Regions from separate parts of the Homo sapiens genome. Here region 1 is linked to region 2. Evidence: read pairs that join two places in POLR2A ChIA-PET (ENCODE). Cell type or tissue: A673. All regions are shown on one strand.

Region 1 (2,500 bases), 770 kb before region 2:
CCATAATTACTTTTAAATTGTTTCCATTTCCTTCTGACCTGGCAACCATGTACCCTAAGTCAGCCTTTCACAATAAAGAAGTTTATCCCCTCTTCCTTTTAGGTTAATTCCTAGGTCCTTCTCCATCAAACCTGATTTCTCTGACTGACCAAAGCCAAATCCGGATATGCTTTAATAGATGTCTAAAATATGTCCTCAGTTCCTAGGCAGTGGGATGTCCCTGCTGCAATCTTCTGCTGCTGAGCTCTTGGAACTGATTTGATGCCTATATTCAAAAATTTATGAAACTGACTTACATATCACTTGGTTAGTAAAGTTACTGGAGAGCTTTGAGGCTTCATAAGAGTGTTTGGGGCTTTATTTCATATCCTGCAGGAAATGATTAAAATTTGGGTTCCCTTTGTCACCTATATGCACATACCATCACTTTCTAAGCTATTATTTAAAAGCAGATTTCCCATCATAGTGGTATACGTTTTCACATTCACTTGTTCTTAACATCTTGTCATCAAATATAGAGGCTTAGCTTTTCTTTTTCTCAGAACCTTTAATCCACACTTTTATGAAGAGTACCTAACTCATTATAGGTATATAATGAATGTTTGTAGAAGGAAGGGAAGGAGCGAGACGTGGGAAATCCCTGAATGGTGATTAACTCAAATCTTAGTGGGGAATCCTTTCTAACAAATCTATTCTTACCTTATCTTGGAATGGTGAAAATATAATTTACTCTCACAGAATGAGGTACCATTTGCCAATTTTCTGCATCAGATCACAGAACTGGATACTCATGTTTAAACTCCTTTAACGTGAGCCCCAACCCTTCTTTAACAGAAGCACGTCGTTAGGTGCAGGGTGACTAAGTAGAACTGGAACTGAGAACTTGAACCAGACCTCAGGTTTTCCAGCTTCTAGCCCAGGCTTTTATCTTGATGACTTTCCGCTTTGGTTTCTTTTCTTTCTTCCACCTTAAAAACCCTAATTTATTTGTAAGTGGGTTCTTACTACCAAATGCCACTGCCCTTGTCCACATTGACATCTGTGAAAATGTTCCCGAAGAGAGTAGGTGACTGGTTGTTGTACCTAGAATTCATTGAAAAGAGCTATGGGGGAGATCTTTGTTTTGTTTTAACATTTTGTAATTTGCATCTCCCTGCCATGAGCCATTCATTCCCTAAGGATCCTTAGCTAGGTGGGGAGCACGTTTGCATAGTGCCACTGCCTGAACCGCCAGCAGGGGGAGCCATGGCAGCGGGGTTTGCCCGGCACCGGCCAGGACACGGATGGATTTCTCCGGTTGCTTTGGAAACCAGCCTTCAGAGTCAGTCCTGTTCATTAGCTGCGGAGTTAACGGCCTCTGTGCTAATGAACTCCTCTGATGTCTCTTCTCTTAAGCATCCTTCTAGTGAGTAAAGATTTCCCTCCCCACCCTGTGATACCAGATTTTATTTATCATCTTTCAAGAAAGTTTACTTTCTCATGGATGGAAACCCTTTGCAGTTCTGGCAATTGAAACAAATTTTAAAACTTTTATTGACACCATCAATCAAATATATGTATATAATGAGACGTACTTGTAGAATATTACTAAAACTTGAGTTTTAAACCATTTAATGGTTTTTTTTATTAAATTTTTTAATGCTATAATACTTCTCCCATTCACAGGAGGAAGGGGCAGAATCATTTATTCCCTTGGTTTTCCTTGTGATAGTGATTTGCATAACCTCTCGATGTTGTTCGTCCAGGGATGCATTGTCATCTAAGTGGCAATGTCATCTAAGGATTTCACATTTATTACAAATGAGTACAGAGAACATTCACATCTCATTTTGTTTTTTTGTAAATGCACTAATCAGTTTTCTTTCCAATGCCTTCCACTTAGATTAGGGAAGCGATACTCATCCTTCTGTTTACTAAGTTTTCTTCTTCCAGCTGGATACTTTCTCCATGCAGGAATTCCTCCCTTTCCCTTTCATGTGTCTCTCACCACTTGCCCTTTTAAAGATTCCCCACTCTGCTTCTCGGTAAATATACTAGGAAAAGCATTTCCTGTTTCTGCCCACACGGGAGATGGACAGGACTTCCAACACGCACAGTCGGTCCAGACCTGCCCTGGTCTGTAATTTCTTCTGAAAGGTTGGCCCTCCTTGGGTTACTGTCTGTGTCATGTCCCCAGGGCCACTGTCCCTCCCTCCCCTCAGCCTGGAGGAGAGCTCCACTGCGGGGGGCCACTTGCTGGCAAGTGTGACACAGCTCATTCTGCAGATGGCACCAATGCACTCTCAGCTGCCCCTGCCATCTCCGAAGGGCCTCAGAACTCACAGCTGCATTTGCCCAAGTTAACGTGTCATGGACATGTTTTCCCACGTCTCCACCGTTCATTTTGGAATATCGGCTTGTCAGCCACTACAGTCCTTGGAAATAATAAAATCCAGTCTACGTTTGCAGTTGGTTGTCCCACAGTCGTGGTACGTGTGAAATGTGTGTGTGTGTGCCTGCA
Region 2 (2,500 bases):
CTGGGAGGCAGAGGTTGCAGTGAGCCGAGATTATGCCACTGCACTACAGCCTGGGTGACAGAGTGAAACTCTGTCTAGAAAGAAAAGGAAAAGAAAAGAAAAGACAGAGAGAGAAAGAGAGAGAGAGAGAAACAGAGAGAGAAAGAGAGGAAGAAAGAAGAAAGAAAAGAAAGAAAAAAAGAAAGAAAAGAAAGAAGAAAGAAAGGAGGGAGGGAAGGAAGGAAGAAAGAAAGAAAGAAAGAAAGAAAGAAAGAAAGAAAGAAAGAAAGAAAGAAAAAAGAAAGAAAGAAAGAAAAGAAAGAAAAGAAAAGAAAAGAAAGAAAAGAAAAGAAAAGAAAGAAAAGAAAAGAAAGCAAGCAAGCAAACAGGCCGGGCACGGTGGCTCATGCCTGTAATCCCAGCACTTTGGGAGGCCAAGATGAGGGATCACCTGAGGTCAGGAGTTCGAGACCAGCCTGTCCAACATGGCGAAAACCCATCTCTACTAAAAATACAAAAATTTGCTGGGTGGTGGCATGCGCCTGTAATCCCAACTACTCCGGAGGCTGAGGCAGGAGAATCACTTGAACTCAGGAGGCAGAGGTTACAATGAACTGAGATTGCGCTACTGCACTCCAGCCTGGGCAACAGAGCGAGATTCTGTCAAAAAAAAAAAAAGGAAGGAAGGAATGAGGAAAGGAAAGGGGAAAGGAAAAGGAAAGGAAAAAGGCACTGGACGGATTTTAATCGACTGTCAAGTCTACAAAGTCAAAATCAGTGTAAACATTTGGTTTCGTTTTCTGTCTCATTCCCCTGCATAACTGAACTCTGACAACAGGATAGGAAGCCAGAATCCCTCACTCCTGGCTCCTCTCATCTCTTCCAGCTCCAGCCCTGGGCATCACCTGAAGCCAAAACAGCCCCACTGGTAACCCCTAGCCAAGGTAGCGCTCACACCCCCAATTTAAACCCATTATTCTCTTTAGAAGAACCTGGAAGAAAATGTAGCATTCAAGAGGCCTCAAGCAAGCAGCTCTTTAGAAACAATTATCTCCTGCAAACTGTGGATGCCACTTTTTTTTTTCCTTTCTACTTTTTGGCACAAAACCCTTTAAAAATAGTGACTTACTGTTGCCTAACAGGATTAAATTCTTAACTGAGGCATTTTCGTCTAATCCATGCACTACCTTCTAATCCCCTGTGAGTCAGAATGTAAGGAAAAGTTTCTATTTTGACTCAAAAAACACATTCTTAGAAGTCCCCACACCCTTGCACTCCTCAGAGCCTCCTTGCTGAACAGGGCAACCCCAAAATGAATCTTCAACTGCGGCCTCAGGGAGAAAATTCTCAAAAGGACCTTAGCTCTAAATCCAGATCAACTCTTATTTACCACCCGATCTTGCCTTGAGCCACGACTTTTTTGCTCTTTTTTTTTTTTTTTTTTTTTGTCTCACTCTTGTTGCTTAGACTGGAGTGAAATGGCGCGGTCTTGGCTCACTGCAACCTCTGCCTCCCGGGTTCAAGCGATTCTCGTGCCTCAGCCTCCCAAGTAGCTGGGATTACAGGCTGTAATTGTGCCACCACATCCAGCTAATTTTTGTATTTTTAGTAGAGACGGGGTTTCACCATGTTGGCCAGGCTGGTCTTGAACTCCTGACCTCAGGTGATCTGCCTGCCTCAGCCTCCCAAAGTGCTGGGATTACAGGCGTGAGCCCCCATGCCTGGCCTCCTCTTTCCTTTTCCCTTCTTTTCTTTGATGTACAAGCAACAGAGATGTTCCTTCTTAGGGCAAGTGAACATTCCAGAGATCTTTCAAGGAAAAGGTCCCCTTGGAGCCGTGTTCCTGTGGACAAACTCAATGTTTCATTCTATGCTACAGATTTTATTTTGAAAATCTTAACCAGAGACTCATCAAGCATCACCAATCCATTCTAGATATTCCTTATTGTTGGAAATGTAGGAAAAATAATATTGAAGTAGGAATTAAAGCATCTAGATTTTTGTTTTGTTTTGTTTTTTTGTTTTTTGTTTTGTCTCATTCTGTCACCCAGGTTGGAGTGCAGAGGCGTGATCTCGGCTCACTGCAACCTCCACCTCCGGGGTTCAAGCAATTCTCCTGCCTCAGACTCCTGAGTAACTGGGACTACAGGTGCCTGCCACCACGCCCGGCTAATTTTTGTATTTTTAGTAGAGACAGGGTTTCATCATATTGGCCAGGCTGATCTCGAACTCCTGACCTTGTGATCCACCCACCTCAGCCTCCCAAAGTGCTGGGATTACAGGCGTGGGCCATCGTGCCCAGCCTAGATTTTATTTTATTTGTATTTATTTATTTTTTTAGAGACAGGGTCTCACTCTGTCACCTAAGCTGGAATGCAGTGGTGCAATCATAGCTCACTGCAGCTTTGAACCCCTGAGTTCAAGCGATCCTCCCCCCTTGACCTCCCAAGTGGCTGGGACTACAGGTATACACCACCACACCTGGCAAAATATGTATTTTAAAAATCTTTAGTAGAGATGG

The links. Peaks named below come from ENCODE experiments on the same cell type or tissue, not always from the same donor. Only the 100,000 strongest peaks of a DNase experiment are listed, where the experiment ranks them.
Region 1: POLR2A ChIA-PET joins it to region 2 with 6 read pairs; 2 of 35 experiments call an interaction of 5 or more read pairs at or near these places.

The regions. Positions count from the first base shown.
Region 1 is chr10:29,495,302-29,497,801 of GRCh38, reverse strand. The region is part of intron 18 of SVIL (supervillin); the gene reads left to right. Among named protein-coding and RNA genes, the nearest start is that of MIR604, 49 kb to the left of the region's middle. RefSeq lists an enhancer at 943-1,444. In A673, a CTCF peak has its summit at 1,231 (motif pointing right); DNase peaks (open chromatin) are centred at 1,241 and 2,221; H3K27ac peaks cover 746 bases.
Region 2 is chr10:28,728,898-28,731,397 of GRCh38, reverse strand. No RefSeq gene overlaps it. Among named protein-coding and RNA genes, the nearest start is that of LINC01517, 14 kb to the left of the region's middle. In A673, no CTCF peak of the experiment used is centred here; a DNase peak (open chromatin) is centred at 1,137; H3K4me3 peaks cover 899 bases; H3K27ac peaks cover 1,276 bases.